2 separate regions of the Homo sapiens genome follow, and region 1 is linked to region 2. Evidence: read pairs that join two places in POLR2A ChIA-PET (ENCODE). Cell type or tissue: K562. All regions are shown on one strand. Links, peaks and the distances in the headings refer to the core of each region. The heading gives the core; the rest is flanking DNA.

Region 1 (5,355 bases), core at 90-5,089, 120 kb before region 2:
GACGCGAAGAGCGTTAAAGGCCCCCCAACTTCACCCCTTTAATAGCCGATCCCGGCCGGATGCGGTTGCTCATGCCTGTAATCCCGGCACTTTGGGAGGCTAAGGCGGGCAGATTACCTGAGGTCGGGAGTTCGAGACCAGCCTGACCAACGTGGAGAAACCCCTTCTCTACTAAAAATACAAAAATTAGCCAGGCATGGTGGCACTCACCTATAGTCCCACCTACTCGGGAGGAGAATCGCTTGAACCGGGTAGGTGGAGGTTGCGGAGGGAGGAGAATCGCTTGAACCGGGTAGGTGGAGGTTGCGGTGAGCTGAGATCGCCCCACTCCATCTAGCCTGGGTAACAAAAATGAAACTCGTCTCAAAAAAAAAAAGCCCACCCGCAGTGTAGCACAGGGCAGGCCGGTGCTGTGGGTGCTGCCAGCACCTGCTCAGAGCCCGACCCCACAGGTGCTGGAGGCGCTGCTGCCGCTGAAGGGCCTAGAGGAGCGTGTGGCAGCCGCCGTGGACCTGATCATCAAGAGCCACCAGGGCCTGGACCGCCAGGAGCTGAGCTTTGCGGCCCGGTCCTTCTACTACAAGCTGCGTGCCGCTGAGCAGTACACACCCAAGGCCAAGTACCATGGCAACGTGATGCTACTGCGCGCCAAGACGGGTGGCGCCTACGGCGAGGACCTGGGCGCGGACTACAACCTCTCCCAGGTGCGCAAGGGGCCTGACGGGAACGGGGACAGGGACAGGAGTGGGGTGGGACGGCAGCTGATCGCATCCCCTGCAGGTATGCGACGGGAAAGTATCCGTCCACGTCATCGAGGGTGACCACCGCACGCTGCTGGAGGGCAGCGGCCTGGAGTCCATCATCAGCATCATCCACAGCTCCCTGGCTGAGCCACGCGTGAGCGTGCGGGAGGGCTAGGCCCGTGCCCCCGCCTGCCACCGGAGGTCACTCCACCATCCCCACCCCACCCCACCCCACCCCCGCCATGCAACGGGATTGAAGGGTCCTGCCGGTGGGACCCTGTCCGGCCCAGTGCCACTGCCCCCCGAGGCTGCTAGATGTAGGTGTTAGGCATGTCCCACCCACCCGCCGCCTCCCACGGCACCTCGGGGACACCAGAGCTGCCGACTTGGAGACTCCTGGTCTGTGAAGAGCCGGTGGTGCCCGTGCCCGCAGGAACTGGGCTGGGCCTCGTGCGCCCGTGGGGTCTGCGCTTGGTCTTTCTGTGCTTGGATTTGCATATTTATTGCATTGCTGGTAGAGACCCCCAGGCCTGTCCACCCTGCCAAGACTCCTCAGGCAGCGTGTGGGTCCCGCACTCTGCCCCCATTTCCCCGATGTCCCCTGCGGGCGCGGGCAGCCACCCAAGCCTGCTGGCTGCGGCCCCCTCTCGGCCAGGCATTGGCTCAGCCCGCTGAGTGGGGGGTCGTGGGCCAGTCCCCGAGGAGCTGGGCCCCTGCACAGGCACACAGGGCCCGGCCACACCCAGCGGCCCCCCGCACAGCCACCCGTGGGGTGCTGCCCTTATGCCCGGCGCCGGGCACCAACTCCATGTTTGGTGTTTGTCTGTGTTTGTTTTTCAAGAAATGATTCAAATTGCTGCTTGGATTTTGAAATTTACTGTAACTGTCAGTGTACACGTCTGGACCCCGTTTCATTTTTACACCAATTTGGTAAAAATGCTGCTCTCAGCCTCCCACAATTAAACCGCATGTGATCTCCACCACCGTCCTTTCTTCCCTCCTCCCTGACCTGGCAGCTGCAAGCTCTCCAGCTCCACCCCACCCAGTCACGGGGCCGTGAAGGGGATGCCCTCTGTCCTCTGGTCCCCAGTTCCCACACACCCCTAGGCCATGTCCCAGAGCCGGGGCTGGGCCGGGGAGTGAGGAAGGAGCCCGCGTGGCAGCCCCGGGCTTCCCGGGAAAGCGCTGGGACTGGCGGGGGGGGGGGTACCGAGGCTCTGGCCAAGAAACACCACCAGTGAGAAACGTGTAGGAGGTACAGACACTGGGAAGTTGGCTTCAGCTGAGGAGAGGCCCCTCGTGGAGAATAGTATTTGCTTGAAGTCAGTGGATTGCAGGCATTCGCCCTGCCAAAGATGCCGTCACAGCCTCACCAAGACGGTGTCAATAGCGCCACTGGCTGGCCAGGTTGACCCAGAAGACTTGGGTTTAGGCAAAGGAGTGGAGGCTGGGAGGGAGCAAGGGACAGGGAGCCCTGGGCACCTGGACCCCCGGCATCGAGGGGTGGGGTGGACACAGCCTCCAGGACCCATAAGGGCAGCACCCCACGGGTGGCTGTGCGGGGGGCCGCTGGGTGGACATGAGCTTGGGGTAGAGGCATGGGCAGGAGCGAGAGCCAGGATTGGATTTCGGGAATGGGCAAAGCAGGCCAGCCCGGGGTTCCGGAAGGCACAGCATGCCCACAGAAGAGGCCCTTTCAGTGTGAGTGCCAAGGCACAGAGGTGGGTGGGGGGCTGGGAGAGCCCCTGCTGGAGAGGCAGGGGAGGGGTGGGCGCAGGGGCCATCTCCCAGGGCAGGGTAGTGGGCCAGGACTACAGTGAACACCACGGGCCCTGCTGGGGGGGTGGGCCTGGTGCAGCGGCTGCAGGTGGGCAGTGTCCAGGCGTGAGTGTGGACAGCAGGCGGGCATCGGAGCGAGGCTCAGCCACACCCCTCCTGCGGTCCCCCAACACTAGGCAGCTGCTCCCTTCAGCCGTGGTCCCCTCTGGCCTCTCTCCACCCCTCCTCCGGCCACTCCCACCCCAGCCGTGCACACAGGCTCAGGGCCACCAGGGAGGACAGAGGCTCACAGGCCTATCTGGGGGTGGCCTCAGAACTAAACTGCTTTAGCTCCACAGCCTCAGGCCCTGCAGGGCAAGGCGGGTAGTGCCCAGCACATGGGCTCTTGTCACCCCTCCTGCTTCTCCCGGCTCTCCGGTACCGGAATGTGGTGTCCAGGGGTCTCTGAAGTTCCTGGCTCAGCTGCTGCCAGGGGAGGAGGCGCTCTGATGGGCCTGAGGTGCATCCAAGTTGCAAATGAGCTTCAGGGAGACCTAAGAGAAACCACGTATCTTTGTTATGAAGATACAGTTACCTTAAGTCACACAATTATCTTCACTTCAGTTATTTTTTCTTTCGAATTAAAATGAAAATTAATGTAACGAATTGGAGTTCTGATCCAGAGAGTAGCGAGGCCTGGATTCACCCTCCCACCGGAAACAGCTGAAAATCCAGGCAAAGGACAGGAGGTGCTGGCTGTGGGGATACCAGGCCTCCGCCAAAGAAGGACGGTGACCCCTGGGTGGGAACAAGGTGCCAGGAGCCCTAGGGTAACCTCAGCCTTCTGCCTGGCAGCTTCCAGGCCGGGCACAGTGAGAGGTGGAGTCCAGCAGACCCCCCGAGTTGAGGAAGTGGAGCTGAGAGTCCGGGGGGAAAATGAGGCTGAGGATTGCAGGACAGAGCACCCGGGGGGAGCTGGCAGACAGTGGCGGGGTGCAGGGGCTGTCCCGGGACCGCCAGGCAGGAGGCTACGGGGGCTCTCCTGTGAGCACCAGGCCAAGCACCTTCAATGCGTGCGAGCAGGAAACCAGCAGGAGGATTAGACGGAACAGTGCCAGATACTGCACAGGTCTGGAAACCAGTGCCTGTTCCTACCAACCAGACTAGAAAACCTCAGAATTCGTGAGACATTGAATACTCAGATGGGTGTGTCTCAAGGCCCAAGATCTATTAGCTGGTTACTAGTTAGCGCTGGTACACCTAAAACAAAACAAAAATCTTACAAACAAGACCCCAAAGCATAAATTTTTTTTTTCTTTTGAGACGGAATCTTGCTCTGTCTCCCAGGCTGGAGTTCGGTGGCGCAATCTCAGCTCACTGTAACCTCCACCTCCCAGGTTCAAGCCATTCTCCTGCCTCAGCCTCCCGAGTAGCTACGATTATAGGCACGCGTCACCACGCCCGGCTAATTTTCGCATTTTTAGTAGAGATGGGGTTTCACCATGTTGGCCAGGCTGGTCTCAAACTCCTGACCTCAGGTGATCTGCCCACCTTGGTCTCCCAAAGTGCTGGGATTAAAGGTGTGAGCCACTGTGCCTGGCCTCAAATTGTTTCCAAGTAAACTTACTCCATCCCAGAACAAAGCCCAAAAATATTTAGGTAAAATTCACAATCCCTGGGGCAACTAGTGAAAAATTAGCAGCCAAAGAAGCAGGAAAACAAGACCCACAGGGAGAGAAAATCAATCAAAACCGACCCTGGCCGGACACTGATGTTGGAATCAGCAGCCAAAGACATTAAAGTACTTATTATAGGCCGGGCGCGGTGGCTCACGCCTGTAATGCCAGCACTTCGGCAGGCCGAGGCGGGCGGATCACGAGGTCAGGAGATCGAGACCATCCTGGCTAACACAGTGAAACCCGGTCTCTACTAAAAATACAAAAAATTAGCCGGGCGTGGTGGCCGGTGCCTGTAGACCCAGCTGCTCGGGAGGCTGAGGCAGGAGAATGGCGTGAACCCGGGAGGTGGAGCTTGCAGTGAGCCAAGATCGCACCACTGCACTCCAGCCTGGGCGACAGAGCGAGACTCCGTCTCAAAAAAAAAAAAAAAGAGAGACCAGGTGTCTGAAACCAGCCTGGGCAAAACGGCAAGACCTCATCTCTACAAAAAGTAATGGGCCGGGGGTGGTGGTTCATGCCTGTAATCCCAGCACTTTGGGAGGCCGAGGTGGGTGGATCACCTGAGGTCAGGAGTCCAAGACCAGCCTGGCGAACATGGTGAAACCCCGTCTCTACAAAATACAAAAATTAGTCGGGCATGGTGGCGGGTACCTATAATCCCAGCTACTCAAGAGGCTGAGGTGGGAGAATTGCTTGAACCTGTAAGGCGAAGGTTGCAGTGAGCCGAGATCACACCATTGCACTCCAGCCTGGGCGACAAAGGGAGACTCCATCTCAAAAAAAAAAAGAATTAAGAAATAAAATATAAAAATAACAAACAAAAAATAAGGAGAGGCCAGCACGGTGGCTCACGCCTGTTATCCCAGCACTTTGGGAGGCTGAGGTGGGTGGATCATGAGGTCAGGAGTTCCAGACCAGCCTGACCAACATGGTGAAATCCCATCTCTATTAAAAATACAAAAATTAGCCAGGCGTGGTGGCGGGCACCTGTAATCCCAGCCACTCAGGAGGCTGAGGCAGGAGAATCACTTGAACCCAAGAGGTGGAGCTTCCAGTGAGCCGAGATTGCACCACTGCACTCCAGCCTGGGCAACAGAGCAAGACTCCATCTCAAAAAGAAAACAAACAAACAAAAAAGATAAGGAGAAATAAGAGTATGTATGTGTGTGTGTCCT
Region 2 (5,355 bases), core at 267-5,266:
TGGGTGTCATGGCGCCCAGCAGGCTTCAGACCGGAGGGTGAAGGAGAAAGTCTGCCCGGCCCCGCTGGCCCTGCGTATGTCCTTTCCTTTCTTTTGTCCATCCCACCCGCGCTCACCCCAGCAGGAAACCTCCTGAACCCCTCCTGTCCACCCTGCTCCAGTACTGATTTCCCACAGGAACCTTGTTCTAACCCCACTGCCCAGAGCCTCGGGAGTGGACAGGGGTGCTCTCCAAGGTGAAGCATGGGGCAGGTGCCCTTCGTGGCATGAAGGGCCGCAAGCAGAGGCCTAGCGGGCAGCCACTGGACCCTTGGCCTCCTCCCCCAGTGGCGGCTGGGGCAGGTTCTTGGGGGGTCCTCGGCATGGGGCCAGCAGCCAGGCTGGGGCGGGCGGAGATCCAGGACCTCACCTCTGGCCCCGCGATCTCCTTAAGTCGTAGCTGCTTCTCTGACCCCAGCGCCAGCAGGAGCGCCCCGGAACTGAGCGACTCCCCCGCGGCGCCTTGCTGGGGCGCGCGGTCCCTCCCGCAGGTCTCCGAGGGAGCCAGGACCTCGCGCCCCACCTGTCCGCTTCTCCAGGAGGCCCCGGCGCCACTGCTGCCGGGCCCTCGGCTGGAAGCCCTGTGTCCGCCGCCGCTTTGATCCCGGGGGGCCCTGCTGGATAAAAGTCCCTGGCGGCTCCGCGCCAGCGCCAGAGGGGGAGCGCAGCCGAGCCGGGCGCACCAGCGGGACGGCGCAGGGCCAGGGGCGCTGAGAGGACGGGGCCACTGGGCCGCCCGCGCTGGCCGCGGTGAGAGCGGGGCCCCAGGGCTGCGCGAGGTGGGGCGATGCGGGCCGGGGTCCGAATCCCCCACGGCCTGCTCTGGGCCTGGGCACTGGGGGATGAGAGGGACACTGGCGGCTCCAGGTGAGCGCGCCTGCCCCGCGCCCCCAGCCCGTCGGGCTCGGCCAGCTGCGCCGCGGGCGGAGTTCCCCGCCCCCCACCCCGGCAGGCGCGGAAAAGCCTCGCCCCTCCCCGTCGCCGCCGCCCCTTCCAGCTGCCCCGCGGGGGGGGGCGGCGGCGCCGGGCTGGCCGCGGTGAATGGAGCCGCCGGGGCCGCCCGGCCGCGCTGCCCCCCCACGGAGCCGGGCCGGGAGCGCCTCCGGCGGCCGCGGCGGGGTAGTCCAGGCCCCTCCGTCAGGCTTGCGGTTTGGGAAGAAAAGGCGATGCCTCCGCCAAGAAAAGAGCGAGCGCGGCCCCCTCCCCCCTCCGCCGAGCCCGGGCGGCGGCGGCGGCACATCTAACGCGCGGGCACCCGGGCCGCCGCGGCCCCCGCAAATAAGCCCAGCCTCGGCCCCCGCCGCTCATTGGCGCGGGCCGCAGCCAGCGCACCCAGACCCTGCGCTGCCCTCGGACGGCCGGGCGCGGAGCCCCAGCTGCGGAGGCCGACGGCACCCGGCCCCGAGCGCCTCGACGCCGAGCCGCGCGCGCCTTCTCCGCCAGGCCCGGCGGGCGGGAGCGGGGGCGAGGGAGCAGGAGCGGCCAGTGCCCCCGACACCCCCGGCCCGGCACCCCCGGCCCGGCATCCCCCGCCGCCGCCGCCGCCGCCTCAAGGCCGCCCGCTCCCCGCAGGTGGACGCGGCCATGGGCCGAGGGGTGCGCGTGCTGCTGCTGCTGAGCCTGCTGCACTGCGCCGGGGGCAGCGAGGGCAGGAAGACCTGGCGGCGCCGGGGTCAGCAGCCGCCTCCTCCCCCGCGGACCGAGGCGGCGCCGGCGGCCGGACAGCCCGTGGAGAGCTTCCCGCTGGACTTCACGGCCGTGGAGGGTAACATGGACAGCTTCATGGCGCAAGTCAAGAGCCTGGCGCAGTCCCTGTACCCCTGCTCCGCGCAGCAGCTCAACGAGGACCTGCGCCTGCACCTCCTACTCAACACCTCGGTGACCTGCAACGACGGCAGCCCCGCCGGGTAAGGCCCGCGCCCTGCACCTCCCCGCCCCGCCCGACGCGCCCGGTCTCCGGCTGGACCTTCCCTGCGGGCCGCGGCCGTTCTCTCCCCGGGGAGAAAGGGCTTCCGTCGGGCGCCCCGCGGTCCTGGCCCCGAGGAGTGCCCGGTTCGGTGACTCTCCGCGTGGGGAGCGGAGCGGCGCTGGAAGGGCTGGTCCCCGGCCAGCTCGGGCACTGACCCCTCGGCCTCTGGGCCCAGCCGCTCTGCTGGCGTCCTTCGGTCCCGGGGCGGGGAGATGGCAGCCCGAGAGCGCGCCTGGCTCCAGCGGGAACCGGCGACACCGGGGGGCGGGGAGAGGCCCGCTGCCCACCTCCTTGCAGCCCCGAAGTAGATAAAAGACGTGAGGTCGGGGGTCGGGGAGCGGCGGGGCCGCCCACGCGCTCAACAGGCCGAGGACAGCCGGGGACAGCGGGAGACTTGGGCGTGGGGTCGGGGCTCGGCAGGAAGGCTCCCCCGCCGGGTCGGTGCCGCCCGCGCCTCCCGCGCTCCCCGCGGCGTCCCGTTCCCCCGCCAAGCGCGCTCCTTCAGTGCGGACGCGTTTCACGCTTCAAGCGCCGCCGCGCGCCCCGGGAGGACCGCCGCCCGCGCCGAGGTGACAGCGGGACCCGCGCCGGGCGGAACGTGGGGATTTTCCACGGACCACAGCCCCGCGCGGCCCGTTCCCCGCCCCGCGAGCGCCACCTCCCGGGACCGCCGCCGTCCCTGAGCTCCCCGTGGGCCTGGCCGAGGGCGCCCCCGTGCGACCGTCGCGCGCGGCCGGAACAGGTGGCGCGTTCCCTCCGCCGGAGCTGGGCGCGCGGGGCGCGGCGGGTCGGCAGCCCTGGCCGACCCCCCGCGGTGCGTCCTCCCCCGCAGCTACTACCTGAAGGAGTCCAGGGGCAGCCGGCGGTGGCTCCTCTTCCTGGAAGGTGCGTCCAGGGCTGAGGCGGGGGGAGGCCGGGGGTCTGTGCGCGCGGGCCTGAGCGGCGGTCGTGTCCGCAGGCGGCTGGTACTGCTTCAACCGCGAGAACTGCGACTCCAGATACGACACCATGCGGCGCCTCATGAGCTCCCGGGACTGGCCGCGCACTCGCACAGGTCAGCGGCGGGCCCTGGGGAAGGCGTCTCGACGTGAGGCCCGGGAGGAAGCCGCGCCCGCCTCCTGGAGCCCCAGCCAGGCCCCCACCCCGCACATCATGCCCAGCCTGGCGCCCGGGTTTACTAAGAGCAAGGGGCGCCCTTCACTCTTGCCTTTTGGGGCCCATTCCACATTAGCATTCAGGCGCTTACCCAGCGGCTCTGGCCCTCCCCAGGGTCAAAGCAGGGCAAGGGGTTGAAGTCAAGGTCAGACCTGGTGTCCAGCCTAGCCGGGCACCGTGGCCATGGTGGCTTCCCGGGGGTAACTAAACCCAACTGTCCTCCACTTTCCCGGCAACCTTGGTTCGGGCTAGCAACACCAGCACACCTCCCTTCCTGGGGCCAAGTAGGAGCCCCAACACCTCACCAGGGTTCCCAGACCCGACCCTACACAGCCTCCTCCCGCTAGAAAGACCCACCGCCTCTGTGTCCCCAGGCACAGGGATCCTGTCCTCACAGCCGGAGGAGAACCCCTACTGGTGGAACGCAAACATGGTGTAAGGGGGCACAGGGTCTTGCCTGGGAGTCCTGCCTGGAGGGTGGTTCTTCCCGGGGGGTCCTTCCTTGGGAAGTCATATTCTGAAATGGTCTTTCCTGGGGGTCCTGTTCTGGATGGTTCTTTTGGGGAGGTCCTGTCCTAGAGGGGTTCTGGAGGTGTTTCTTTCGTGGTGGGGAGGAGGTCCTGTCCTGGGATGGTCCTTCCTGGTGGGGAGGGGTCTATCCTGAGATGGTCCTTCCTGGCAGGGTCCTCTCCTGGGATGGTCCTTCCAGGGGGATCCTGTCCTGGGATGGTCCTTCTTTCCTGGGGGGTCCTGTCCTGAGTTGGTCTTTCCTGGAAAGGGTCCTGTCCTGGGTTGGTTCTTCCTGAGGAGTATTACGCTGGAGGTCTTTCTTGAGGGGAAGTTCTATCCTGGGATGGTCCTTCCAGGGGAATCCTGTCCTGGGATGGTCTTTTCTGAGGGTCCTGTTCTGGGGGTCCTTTCTGGAGGCTGCCGGGCGGCAGGCGCTGTGACAGGCTCACTCTGTTCTGTGTTGCAGCTTCATCCCCTACTGCTCCAGTGATGTTTGGAGCGGGGCTTCATCCAAGTCTGAGAAGAGTGAGTCTCGGCCTTCCCAGGGCATGGCAGGGCAGGGACGGGGCCGGATGGCAGGGCAGGGAGGAGGCAGGACGGCAGGGCAGGGATGAGGCGGGACGGCAGGGGTTCTGGGGAAAAGCTGACTCTCAGCCTTGTCGTGCTTTCAAAGCCCTTGACAGTATGTCCCAGGGTGCCTGCCCCATGCTCCCACTGCCTGCTTGTCCACAACTGTAGGAGGTCCTTATTTCTGAATATTCCCTGGGGAGGAGGCCCCAGCATGGCCTGGTGCACCCGCCTTCCTCCAGTCCACCCAAGCCCCTGACCCCTTCTCAGAAGATTCCTCCCAGTCCCCCAGTGGGGCAAGAACTTCTCTGCCAGCCATTCTGGGGTAGGAGGTGGTTCTCTCTGTCCAGGCCCCTACCTGAGGCCACCCCCTCCCTCTTGCAGACGAGTACGCCTTCATGGGCGCCCTCATCATCCAGGAGGTGGTGCGGGAGCTTCTGGGCAGAGGGCTGAGCGGGGCCAAGGTGCTGCTGCTGGCCGGGAGCAGGTGGGCAGGGCGGGGCAGGGCTGGAGGTGAGGGGTGAGGACGGTGTGCAGGGTGCATGGAAGGGGTGTGGGGTGGGGTTGTATGAGAGGCGAGGATGGAGTGGAGCCTGTGCAGATCTTGGCAGGTGGCTAGGAGGGTGAGAGGCTGGAGCTGGGAGAACCCGCATCATTGGAGACGTCTCTGAGGCCTGGCTTCAGAGTGCTGGGTAACCAGACACTGTCCAGAGGATGCTTCTGGACGCCATGGTTGTTGGATATAGGGGAAGGTTTGGGCTGCAGGGACCTAAGTCGTTGGTTAGGGGTTGGCCATGGACTAATGCTCCTTCTCCAGGGCCCGGTAGATGAGGATCACCCCTGTGGGTTCCTGTATCCCAGCAGGCATACAGGAGACCAGGAGACAAATGGGGAATAGATGATGGGGCCTGAGGCCACATAGTTTATCTTCATTTTCAGATAAGGAACCTGAGGTAAAGAGACAGAGAGAGGAAGGGGAGGAGGAAGGGGAGAGCCTGGCTGTGTCAGGGAAATGTGGCCTGCCAGCCTGAGCCCTGGCCTGCTCTGGAGGGGACGGCCATGGGTCTTGCACGTGAACAGAGAATGCAGAATGCATCCGCAGTTCAGAACGCATC

What was found. Peaks named below come from ENCODE experiments on the same cell type or tissue, not always from the same donor. Only the 100,000 strongest peaks of a DNase experiment are listed, where the experiment ranks them.
Region 1: POLR2A ChIA-PET joins it to region 2 with 7 read pairs; 4 of 35 experiments call an interaction of 5 or more read pairs at or near these places.

The regions. Positions count from the first base shown.
Region 1 is chr17:82,074,706-82,080,060 of GRCh38, reverse strand. FASN (fatty acid synthase) reads left to right here. Exons shown (of 43, transcript NM_004104.5): 42 at 453-704; 43 at 781-1,723. The coding sequence ends at 918. Among named protein-coding and RNA genes, the nearest start is that of DUS1L, 12 kb to the right of the region's middle. RefSeq lists a silencer at 462-662. In K562, for the core only: a CTCF peak has its summit at 2,129; a DNase peak (open chromatin) is centred at 2,770.
Region 2 is chr17:81,957,178-81,962,532 of GRCh38, reverse strand. NOTUM (notum, palmitoleoyl-protein carboxylesterase) reads left to right here and starts at 1,346. Exons shown (of 11, transcript NM_178493.6): 1 at 1,346-1,946; 2 at 2,841-2,893; 3 at 2,967-3,062; 4 at 3,538-3,598; 5 at 4,140-4,198; 6 at 4,625-4,727. The coding sequence starts at 1,624. RefSeq lists silencers at 2,000-2,143, 2,410-2,489, 2,520-2,859 and enhancers at 2,073-2,635, 2,636-3,198, 4,882-5,355. In K562, for the core only: CTCF peaks have their summits at 1,158, 2,699 (motif pointing left) and 3,547; DNase peaks (open chromatin) are centred at 1,102, 1,992, 2,702, 3,502 and 1 weaker place; H3K4me3 peaks cover 2,812 bases.